Linked DNA regions of Homo sapiens: all the other regions are linked to region 3. The links are chromatin contacts, found by Hi-C or POLR2A ChIA-PET in ENCODE. All regions are on one chromosome and are shown on one strand. The core of a region is the stretch at or near the end of the contact, and the rest is flanking DNA. Distances in the headings are between cores, read along the strand shown. Region 1 overlaps LINC01799 (long intergenic non-protein coding RNA 1799). Region 2 has its middle 56 kb from the start of MIR4778. Region 3 holds the start of LINC01798 (long intergenic non-protein coding RNA 1798).

Evidence for each region. Hi-C counts contacts between places; a loop is a spot of excess contacts on that map. ChIA-PET counts read pairs that join two places held with the same protein, here RNA polymerase II (POLR2A). Pooled maps may share reads with other maps.
Region 1: a map of sigmoid colon shows a loop between it and region 3 (4-fold over the local background). The contact joins the enhancer-like site here to the promoter of LINC01798 in region 3. A Hi-C loop is called at or near these places in 1 of 168 maps with a recorded cell type or tissue (sigmoid colon) and 1 of 50 pooled maps. POLR2A ChIA-PET finds 5 or more read pairs at or near these places in 3 of 52 experiments (HCT116, MCF 10A and naive thymus-derived CD4-positive, alpha-beta T cell).
Region 2: a loop to region 3 is called in a map of ascending aorta, with 2.2 times the contacts of the local background. The contact joins the enhancer-like site here to the promoter of LINC01798 in region 3. A Hi-C loop is called at or near these places in 4 of 168 maps with a recorded cell type or tissue (A673, aorta, ascending aorta and 1 more) and 11 of 50 pooled maps. POLR2A ChIA-PET finds 5 or more read pairs at or near these places in 1 of 52 experiments (WTC11).

What each region holds. Positions count from the first base shown.
Region 1 is chr2:66,961,276-66,965,245 of GRCh38, forward strand. The region is part of intron 4 of LINC01799 (long intergenic non-protein coding RNA 1799); the gene reads left to right. Among named protein-coding and RNA genes, the nearest start is that of LINC01628, 41 kb to the left of the region's middle. Within about 2 kb of position 1,521, at least 2 of the 41 ENCODE cell types and tissues checked have a DNase peak (open chromatin) inside an H3K27ac peak, as active enhancers do.
Region 2 is chr2:66,300,072-66,303,796 of GRCh38, forward strand. No RefSeq gene overlaps it. Among named protein-coding and RNA genes, the nearest start is that of MIR4778, 56 kb to the right of the region's middle. Within about 2 kb of position 1,485, at least 10 of the 41 ENCODE cell types and tissues checked have a DNase peak (open chromatin) inside an H3K27ac peak, as active enhancers do; they include ascending aorta, where a contact is called at or near this core.
Region 3 is chr2:66,572,105-66,576,078 of GRCh38, forward strand. LINC01798 (long intergenic non-protein coding RNA 1798) reads left to right here and starts at 1,926. Exons shown (of 6, transcript NR_110156.1): 1 at 1,926-2,061. MEIS1 (Meis homeobox 1) reads left to right here. Exons shown (of 13, transcript NM_002398.3): 13 at 1-1,765. RefSeq lists enhancers at 1-765, 3,160-3,615.

The DNA of each region.
Region 1 (3,970 bases), core at 271-2,770, 390 kb after region 3:
GCAATCCTCCTAGAAGGTCTAGGTTAGTCATTCATGATTGACTCTAGCATCAATGAAAGCTTCAGGCCTAAAATCAGCCCAATGCTTAAATTCTTATAAAGGAAAGAAAAATACGGCTTGGATTTTAAATTTTACACTGTTCTGAACTTAAAAAGAGTACTTAAAACACAAGTCACAAGGATTGACCAGGGCAATTCAGAAAAGCTTATTCAAGGGGTGTTGGTGCTTGCAAAAGATCAAATCATTTGTTGATTTCATAAACTGTATAAACTGTGTTAACATTGCACAAATACTTTTTCTTAAGACTAGTAATGGACATATCAGGCCTTGTTGCCTTTCCCACATGAAGCAGTGTAAATTAATTTGTCCCAGCTTACACCTCTGTTGTCGAATCAACACGGTCTGGCCGCCTTTTGTGAAATGCCAACTAATGGATCAAAGCCTCTGGAGAATGACCCCTATTTTCCCCCAAATATGTGTGGTTTTCTGGAAATCCATATCTCTCACCTCTTTAAATGTCTGTGGGTTATTGTGAGAAGACAGTTCCCATCATTTTTACTTAGGCCCATCTTGTTCCTAATTTGCAGCCTGTAAGCCATCTGAGTGTTCCACGCCCATGAAGGTCATGTTTTAGTGGGTTGTCCATGTTTCTGCCCAGTGACGTGCATTCTAATTCTGGCTGTCCCATCTCTGTTTCTAGTTCCATCTGAAGCAAGCCCAGGTTGGTTCTTTGTGGCTGCCTTAACCTTCCTTACTATACAGGTCACTGTGAAGACCATCTGCTTCCTAGGAGAAGATGCTAGGAAAGAAAGCACCAGTCAGACATTTCAGCCATATAGGGGCTGAGTTAATATTAATTATTAATATTAACATTAGATTAATATTGTGAATGTACATAATATTTATCCTTTTAGCCATTCATAGGTATACAATTCAGTGGCATTAAGTACAATCACAATGCTCTAGAATCATCACCGTTATCAACACCCAACACTTTTTCATCATCCCCAACAGAAACTCTGTACCGTTAAACAGTAACTCCCCTTTACCCACTTTCTTTAATAACAATGAAAGATACCCAGGTGGGAGAGGAGACTGTTGAGTCAGGGTCCTCTTAGCACTGCTTAGAAATTCCCATGGTAGACAATGGATGGGAGAGGAAAAAAAATAGACTAAAAATCCAAATGCTGTCTCATGTAGTATATAAGGAAAAGCTGGGGAAATGTGCCTTTCTGTTGATTGAAGTCATTTTCAAGATTTCAGTGTTTTGGTTAGCTTTTATTTTCTTTCTTCATATCCAAGCAAATTAAATATAAGCAAAAACTGGAGGAGACACCACTATGGCCCTGACATGGAGGAGAAAAGGGATGTTCTTGACTACCTAACATATGCCTTGCTTTCAAGACAAGCTGCAAAATAGGTTACTTGGGCAGGCAGTGCACTCCAAAGATCCTGGCTCAGGGCAATGGGACCAGATGACAAGTTGATAAAGACCAGGGCTGGCCTCCACCCCCTCTCTGCCTCTCAGGAATGACCCTCCCACCGGCATGGCTGTGCAAAAGGACAATCCATTTTAACAGGCTGAGTAGCTCCAGGGGCTCAACAAAAGCAAATAAGCTCCATGTCCCACAGTAAATCGTCTCTAGCTGAATGATGTCTGGTTCCTTTCTGGAAAGAATGTTCTTCCCTGAGTTGTAGTTTGCCAAGGGTCAAATATGACTGAAATGAAGTGTTGCTAATAGTGATTGAAAAGGATTCCTACTGTTTGTGGCCAGTGCTGGGTAGTAGAAAGGCCAAATTTGTGGGCCAGAAAACAGCAGGAGACAATAAACTTTCCCCGAGACTTACTAAACTTTAAGTCACCTCTGCTCCCCCAGCCATTCTGTCAGCCCTGTTTGGGGGAAACTGATATTATAATTGCTAATCTCAGCAAGGGCCTAACGTGCAACCTGAAGCTTTTTTCAGCCTTTGGTGCAATTAGGGCGGAGGGCAAGGCCCACAGACACCGGCGGGCTCTGCCCCCTCCTCCCAAATTGCCCCACTTGGGTTTCCTCCACACCCTGACATCCTCTGTAGACAGGTAACTGAGCAGTGCTGGCTCCCAGCTTTCAGGGAGAGAAAATTATTCCTCCTCAAGCTGGCTGGGAGCTATTAAAGGTTTAAATGTCACCTCAAAAGAACTCTTTGCTAACCTTTAAGTGGTGGTGTCTCCAGGGCTGTTTGGGGCAGGCTTTGCCCCCTCCCAGGGAGTCTGGAGAGCTGAGAACATTTGTATATGCATTTCCTCCACCCCTCCTTTTCTTTTTCTCCTTTCAGGGAATTATCACTCTACCTTCAAAGGGGGAATTTTGTGGGACAACTGGCACCTGCTGGACTGGGCTTCCCAATGAAGGCTCTCTTGGCTGAGTGTATAATTTCATTTACCTACTGTCGACAAATTCCCTTTAATCCTAACCACCACTTACGAGAATATTTACTATCAAAAGGAGACAAATCGCTATTTAAATGTGGATTTACTCAAGTCTGAAACTATGACAGTGACATACAGTAAAATGATAATATGTAAATAACAGCTGGAGACAGATTTATCTTCTGAGAAAGCTGGGCAGAGCAGTGGATTAAAGTCATATGTGATCTACTTTGAGTGGACTCAATTCAGACACAGCGTTCAGTTATGACCAACAACGCCATTCATTCTGCTTACTTCAATTCATTTGGCCCTAGTTCTCAATGACCCTCTGTTACCATGCATACACCTCCGATAAGTAGGCCTTGATGTTTACAGCACTTTGGAGAAGAATAAATGCAAACTGCACATTATTTATGGGTGTGCACTCTTAGCTTAAGAGGGATTTGTCAGCAGTGTGAATACAGGTAGAATAAGTAGATGTGTGTTAGGGCAGATAGCCTGGTTTCCAGAAACTAAGTAGAAAGAAAGGAGCTAAATAAAATATCACCCCAAGACAACAGCTTTCAATTATTGCCCATGATCCTGAATTCCTCCCAATGAATTGAAAGGAAATCTATACCAGATGGCATTTTCCTGAATCAGCCAAGTTCACCAGTCATTCCCGCCTCTTAGTGATGGGCAGCAGTGCCAAGGAAGAGCCGGCCTTTCATTTTCTGCCTCTGCTCACCAGTCACAGAAAGCAACTTTGCTTTCTAGGGATGAGTTTCCTAATTGCACTGAAATGTAATTAGAACAGTTAGAAATGGAGGGCCTTTTTTTCTAAAAAAGCAGAAATCAAGCAAATTGTGCCCTGTGTTCTTTGGCAGTGGTGGTCTAATGAGCCTAAGCCAGAACTGGGAAAATACTGAACACACATTATGTCACTTATTGACATGGTGATAATCTTCTCAATTGAGAGTAGCTCAAAACATGTAAAGTCACTCACAACTCTTAAATGTATGGAAGGTGGGGCATAAAAATCACTGTATTGTAATGCAGCATTAGAATACATTGTATTGAGCCCACTCATATATTACAAGGGAGAGCTGGCCTATGTTAATCGCAGTCTTCCTTAAATTATCTTGTCCCAAGACACCAAGTCTGAGAATGAAGACAAATATATTCCATTGAAAAAGCCAGAATAGATCTGATACCTCTAACTTGAACAGTACAGTATCTGATATTGGAGTGTTTGTAGGTTTCTTTTAGAAAATTGTTCCCTGTATAATACCCATAGGGTTGGATCCAGTGTATTCTTCATTCACAACTAAATATGAGGAAGCTAAAAAAAAAACAGGGGTCCTACATATACTTCCTTCTGCCAAGGAAAATATATTCATGACAAAGAGACAAATATCCAGTTAATTTATTCAACTAATTACTTTTTTAATATATTTTCTCACCATATAGTATAATTTTATTAGTGGATAAATTATTTTATTGTGTTGTTTACTATCTTGGCAACTAAAGTTGATCCTATTTTAAGCATGTGACGATCTGGAACACTTATTGGTGAATAAA
Region 2 (3,725 bases), core at 235-2,734, 270 kb before region 3:
ATCACATGTACCCCATAAATATGTAAAATATTATGTATCCATTTTTTAAAAGCCAGTTCTAGTGGATTATGGAGGACTTAGGGGATGAGCGAGAGACGAAAGGCTTTTACTGTCCTGTCTTAAGTCCCAGAGTTGATATCACCTGTTTCAGGGCCGGTGAAAAAACAGGAAGGATGTTTGTGAATTTAGAAATGTGTACTCTTGCACTGGGGTTTGGGAGGGGGTGTGTGAGCCAATGGGAATGCCTTAACTTAATGCAATGTCTTCTGAGAGGATTCAGCCAGATGACTAAGAAGCAAAGATAAAATGCATCAAGATTGCAGGAGAGGAAAGAGAAGAAAGGAAAAATAGGAGATATTCTGAACAGAAGTCCCCAACTATTTTTATTTTTTTTTAAATATCTGGAATGCTAATCATGGAATCAGCTGGAATGTTATCTCTAACTCACCTCTATCAGGAAACATTAAGGTTTACAAAATTGACATAACAGTTCTCATAGGAATCCCCTCTAGATGTCAACCTAGTGTGTGTGCCGTCATCTTTAAATGCTTTCCCATGTTTTCTGGCAAATGTTAAAAGCAGCTTGTGCCTCTCAGAAAGACCAACTGCCCCTGTGGGGACTAATTGCATAGACCTTGTGCATGACGAAGAGGGTGCTACTCGGGAATAAGAAGAGGGGCTTAATGAATCACAAAAGTACATAATTTATCAAATAAAAAGAGTATGACATTTCAGAGTAAATTCCATGGAAAATGAATGCACTGTGTTTCGATGAATCAGGCACTGAGAATATTTCCTTAGAAACCAAGTCCATATTTTCATTAAGAGAGAGAGAGTGCACACTCGAGTGAGAGAGAGAGAAAGTGGGAGAGAGAGAAGCTATGGGATTCAAGTGCACCAGTGAATTAACATCTTGTGGTAAAAATGCTGCCTGAGAAATTAAAATGATATTTGAAACATAAATCCCGAGTGCTAACAACTCTCGTTATAAGCACCCGCCAGAGTCAACAAGCAGAGTTTGTTTGCTAGGAGGTTGTTTCTGGAGGCCAATTCTTGAGTTCTCAAAAAACATCTGTGCAAACGCAGAGGGAATGCCACAGCAATAGAAGCCATCAGTGGTTAGGTGTGTTATAAATACATTATTACTTCATTGTAATGGCACACGGGCCCTGGCTAGACTGCAGAATGACCTCACCAGCTGTCAGCCCTTGAGTTACTCTCCTTGAATGAGCATTCAAGATACAGCAGCGACTCCGAGTCGGTACCGTGTAAACACAGAGGTAATCGTAAGAGAGGAACCAGGCACAAATTCATCAACATCTCACGAAAAAGCAGGGGGCCTTGGCCAAAACCCGAAAGACTGAGGGATTCTTCTGTCACACAAAAACACCGTTCAAGCCAGCCCTAAAGAACCTTTTTCATGGAACCTCCGAGCCAGCCATCCCCTGGGCTTTCTCACTCTGTCTTCCCTCGCAGAAAAAAAAAAAAAGGCCTCACGGCCCAAAAGAAGCAAGCCTCCTTCCAAGGAATCTATTCCCGTAGTGAAAACTCGGAAATGCAAGCTGAGGCTGGGTGGCAAGGGTCCGAAAGCAGCTGGGCTCCTGGCAGAGGTTCCCTGCACACACAGAAAACCAACGACTTGATTCAGAAGTAGGCTTCCCTCTGCAAGTGAAGAAAAACATTTTGAAGATAAGAAGACTGCCCGCAACTAAATGGAAAATGACGGTGGGGCCAAGAAGTGTCAGAAACCATGGAAAAAAAACAAAAAGGGGAAAAGAAGTGGATCACCTGGAGGGGGGCTGTCCTCACTTAGCTCAGGTTTCCACAGAGCTCTGGCCAGTCCTGAGCTGGAGACGGGTCATGGGCATGGTGTGTGTGTGCGCCGGCCTGGGAGTCAGGATGTCTGATAGGGGTTTAGGGTCCTTCCACGGCAGTTTCAGTGTGACCCTCCACCTCGCAATGTCCTTGGCTGTCCCTCACTGGCAAGGGTACGGGTGGAATTTGTTTTTAATGAATGGGGGCATGCATCAAGTGTGGCCATGAGAGAAGTTACGTGGATGTGTGCTATTAGCATGCTTTGGTGGGCAGTGGGGGAGGGAGAGGTAAAGTGGGATTTTATTTTCTCCAAATGCAAAAAGCAAAAGTAGCTTCAGCCTTGGCCCTTTGACTGACACAAGTATGTGTGTGGCTGTGGGTACAGAAACCCAGAAATTTCATTCCACTTTGTACCCAAGATTCTGAAGGAAACAACCAGACTGTAAGCCCCATGGGGACAGTGAATATGTAGGGAGTATTGATCATCTGTGTCTCCCCAGTCCTTAGTGGAGGCCTCAGCACATACAGAGTACTCAGGTAGTGTTTGCAGAATAAACGGATGAGTGATCTCAGTAGCCATGAATGTCCCATGTTTTAGGTTACATACCACACCTTGCTTAAGCACTACCACCGCTCCAGCACAGCTACCACCAGCAGCTCCTGTTGGTCAGCCTTTGTCTGTAAAGGCTTGTTGCAAACTGAGGCATGAGTTTTCAAAGATGAATGTGTTTGTGTTATAATCACTTGGGGGAAAATATCAGAATTTTATTCAAGGAAAACTTTGTGCTAATAATTTAGGAAAATATATAGTAAAAATTTCAGTTTAACACGTATTTTATTCCTTTATTCATCTGTTTACTCATTCTAGAAATACTGTGCTACACAGAATATTTAAAAACCAGAAAAAGTCGCTGCTTTCATGGAGCTTACATTTCAGTGGGAGAAGTGAATAATGAAAGAAGAAACATATATATATATGTTAAGGCTATATGTGTATATCATTATGGAGTAAAAATGACTTCTATGAAGAAAAATTAAGCAGGGTAAGTGGATAGAGAGTGACAAAGCATGCCACTTTGCATAGGATAATCAGGGAAGTCCTCTATGGAGAGAGAACATTTGACCTAAGATTTGAAGGAAATGAGAAATTAAGCCCTGCAGAATTTTGGAGTTTCCTTAGGGAAGAAAATTCCCAAAGGAAGGGTATAAAGGCCCTGAGGTGAGTACCCAGTCACCAAGACGCAGAGGGATACTGCTTATACTTCATCTCTCCAAGCCCCCCAACCCAGTCCAGGTTTCCAGGCAAGGTGACAAAAGCCATACTTCTCCCTGCATTTACTTCATTTCTCTCCCTTCCTTGTGTGCCCCCACCCCACCCACCCACACATACATACACACAGCACCCTTTTCCTTAAGCCCAGACCAAAATCACTCATGAATATCATCTCATATAATACAGCTGCGACGGAGTGGTAAGAAGCCAGAGAATCTCAACTCTGGCCAAGGAGAGTCACCCAGTTCCAGAGGTAAAGCCTCCAGCATGGAGGAGAAGCCTCCACAATGTTAGCCCACTTCCTCCTTATTTTCCTTTCATTAGAACTCCAGAACTGCTGCTAGTAAGTGCAATCCCTTATATCTGTAAAAACACTTCTTTCTTGTCAAGTACTTCACGCCATGGTCTCATCTCCTCTTTACAAGCACCTCAAGAGGAGTATGTAGGGCACCCATTTTTACTGTTCCACAGAAGGTGAAACCGAGACAGCAAGAGATTGTAGTCATACAGCACCTCAGTGGCCAAGTTGAAACTGACAGGTGAATTCCTGACTCCTGGCCCCGGGCTCCTTCCTGTGTACTACGTAGCTGTGAGGTTCCTCCTAGAACTGTGCATGATGATAAATTGCAGTGCTTAA
Region 3 (3,974 bases), core at 676-3,175:
AGATGTAAATCGGGAAGGATGGGAAAAACTGCAGTCATCAACAATGATTAATCAGCTGTTGCAGGCAGTGTCTTAAGGAGACTGGTAGGAGGAGGCATGGAAACCAAAAGGCCGTGTGTTTAGAAGCCTAATTGTCACATCAAGCATCATTGTCCCCATGCAACAACCACCACCTTATACATCACTTCCTGTTTTAAGCAGCTCTAAAACATAGACTGAAGATTTATTTTTAATATGTTGACTTTATTTCTGAGCAAAGCATCGGTCATGTGTGTATTTTTTCATAGTCCCACCTTGGAGCATTTATGTAGACATTGTAAATAAATTTTGTGCAAAAAGGACTGGAAAAATGAACTGTATTATTGCAATTTTTTTTTGTAAAAGTAGCAGTTTGGTATGAGTTGGCATGCATACAAGATTTACTAAGTGGGATAAGCTAATTATACTTTTTGTTGTGGATAAACAAATGCTTGTTGATAGCCTTTTTCTATCAAGAAACCAAGGAGCTAATTATTAATAACAATCATTGCACACTGAGTCTTAGCGTTTCTGATGGAAACAGTTTGGATTGTATAATAACGCCAAGCCCAGTTGTAGTCGTTTGAGTGCAGTAATGAAATCTGAATCTAAAATAAAAACAAGATTATTTTTGTCATGCTGACTCCACTGCTTGAAAAATTTGTTTACTGCCCCCCAGATTTTTAAAGATTAATACAGTAAATATAAAAATTAATTTTGGCTCCCTAAGCCATATATGTATTTGACAATTTTAACCGCAAAGTAAGTTGTTTAATAATAACCACTGATTTCTTTAAGCTGACTTAATGAACTCCTAATATCAGCAAATTTGAGGCCTAAAGGCACTAAACTAACTCTAGACTCAGAATTACATCCAACAGAATTACTCATCTAATATCAGTGAAATTATTCTTGCACATAAAGGCAAACCTAAGTACAAAGTTAAGTCTTTTACTAAAGGATGTTACCTAGGATGAGCAGTATATGTTTATTAGGAAATTAACTACATGAATTGAAGAGACCAGACTTCAAAATCTAATTTTTATAAATATGCTCTATGTTCTCATTGGATAAAACTGGTTATTAACCAATTTTCCAGAACAGCTGTACAAGATTTCTGCATGGCAGCCGGCTAAATGGTAGAAAATAATATGTTTAAGCTGGAATAGCTTATAATTTTATTTAAATAAAATTGCTGCTATAAAAAGTGCTTCCCAAAGCTAAGGAAAATATACAAATATTTTAATTAAGGCAAATTCGTTTTAAAAAATAAGCCTTTCAGTAGTGATTGCTTTGTAAACAAAGGATGGGTCGGAGGAGAGAGAGCCTTAAACTCAAGTCTGACATTCAGGCCCAAGTCACCCTATAAACCGGCCCTTAGCAATTCTATTTTCTATTCGAAAAGAGAAACCAGCTGTGGGTTGGCTTTACTAGGTGATGTGTGATTGACTGACTCACCTGCTGGAGTAGCAATGCATTCTCACCTTTTGCTGATGGGGCCTTGTTTCTAAACACGTGGATGCGCAGAGAGCAAGGCTCAGCCTACTGCAGCCATCTCTGGCAGCGCTTCTACCCCTCCCCAGCCCATAGATGGGATTGTTTAAATCTCCCTTGTTGACCTAGTGGCAATTCTTCCTCTACCTAAATAGTCGATGTGAGTGAAATCATTCTCTTTTGATAGGTGGTTGCTAGCAGTTAACAACCATTTATTTACTTTAACAATTAATAATAAACTTTATAAACTGTCTATTTGCTCCTCCTCTCCAGTACATGCCCGGGTGAGTTGGTTATTTTCAGCCTTTATTCCTGAGGAGGCTCAGGATGGGTGGGGGAGGGAAAGAAAGGGGAGGAGGTGTGGTGGGGAGAGGGAGAGAGGCGAGAGGGAGAGACAGAGAGAAAGAGAGAGGCGCTAGGGGAGGGAGGTTTACAAGTGAAGAGTAGTTAGGGAATATGGTGACTCTGAAGAATCGAGATCAGCAGTGTCCAGGAATTAGAAAAAATAAACTGCTATTTCCGTGAGTTCCCCCTCTGTGAGCCATTTAGGTGAGAGCCTCGCTCTTCGCAGTTCCTTTCTTCCCCTGCCTCGATGCCCTCCCCTCTTAATGCTATTTTAGCTTTTCCTCTTGTAAATTTCAGAGCCAGCTCGAAGGTTATTGAGGACACTTATCCGAAAGAGGCAAATAATAGAGGTGCTGAGAGTGTTTTTGATGTTTCCTAAAAGGCAAAAACAAAACGCCCTCCTCTAAACAAGGGCACAAAATTGTACCTGGTTTTTATTTTTATTTGGTGGTGGGGGGGTGGGGGGGTGGGGGGGGGGTGGAAAGGGGGCTGGCTCTGGCTGAATGAGACTACTTTTTAATATGATTTAAATTTTTTTTTCAAAAAATTAAAAATATTTTACCCTATCATATTTAATCAGCTGTAATTATAACACATTCAAAATGAATAATATGCCTTGACAGTATTTTTATTGTTATTGTTCATTGCATGATGTTCGACTGCTTTAGAAGCACAGGAAAGAGAAGTAAACGCGCTACAAATGGGGAATTACCCTCGTTTAGCATTAAAATTCATTTAGATAAAATTGCCACAAACATTTAAATGGGAAGATTAGTTCCCCCTCACGCCTTATTGCACTCGCTCAATGGTTCCGTTAAGAACATTTTACACGTTGGAAATTCCGTCTTCTCAGACGGCTTGCTGTTTCCTAGTTACCCACATTCAAAGCAAAGGCAGCAGCAAAGGCAGCCGCAGCAGCAGCAGCAGGGAAAAAAAAAAAGTTTTGGCAACTGGTCTGCAATTCATCCGCTGCTCGCCCCAGTCTCCCCTCCGCCCGCTGCAGTCTGCCCCCACCCCTTCCCCTTCCCCACCCCTACCTCTTTCCCCTCATTATGTAATTCGCAGAGTCCAGTCCTCGAGGAAACACGTTGCCTAGTTGTGTAGTATTTATATACAATGTTAAAATACAAAGAAAGACCCTAAAGTCAGTCGAGTCGGTTCCTCTCTGGGTCTCCCTCTCCCTCTCCTGTTCTAAAATGAAGATTTAGCTTGAATGTGCTGAGTTTCTCACATCCCGTACCCTGAGGCCACAAGGCACGTTTTTTGGCTTTCATTTCTGCCAGGACTTTTCCAGGAAATTCACCACTGCTTTTCGCTTGTATTAGAAACGTGTGAAAGAATTCGTCTGAAAAGTCCATGCACCGTCTAGCTTTTCTCTCCCCCCTTTTTTTCTTCTCCTTCTCCTCCTCCTCCTTCTCTCTCTCTGTCTCTCTCTCTCTCTCCGCCCCCCACTCTCGCACTCCCCCATCCTCCTCTCTCCCCCTCCCTTCGCAGAGCCACAGGAAAAGAGGAAAGTCGGCTTCGACTGCCATCTTTTGGGGATTTCGAAAAACGACTCGGTAGGAAACGGAGGGAGGCGGAGGCGCGGGAGTGGGGGAAACCCCCTTATTATCCAGTGTCGGAACTGGCTCCCTTAATCTGATGCTTAAATATTTGATGTGGAAAAATTACCCATAAAATTAGTTACTAACAATTTCAAATTGAAATCACTTATCGAATTATAAACGCATTAAAGCTGTATGGATGGTATTAGGAGTTCCTCGGGAGGCAGCGGGTGTCTCCTTGAAGTGAGCCAGGCGGGCGAGTTTCGCCCCGGGGAAAAGAGCCCCCAGCCGAGCCCGGGGGCAAGGCCGGGAGGGCGGCGCTGCAACCTGGGCGCAGGGTCCGGGTCAGGGGGATCGAGCGGGCGGCCGGGTCCTGGTGGAGGCTGCGGCTGCTTCGGCTCGCGGGGGCGGGGAGAAGGGGAGGGGAAGGAGCCTTGGTGGGAGGCTCCGACCCCGGAGCAGAGGCGCCTACCAGCAAACTTCGTAGTGAAGTCGAAGGATTCTGAAAAGGAAAAACGCAAGCCCTGCCCTCCCCCTCCCTCTCGCGTCTCCCACGCGGCGTGCAGACTTCGC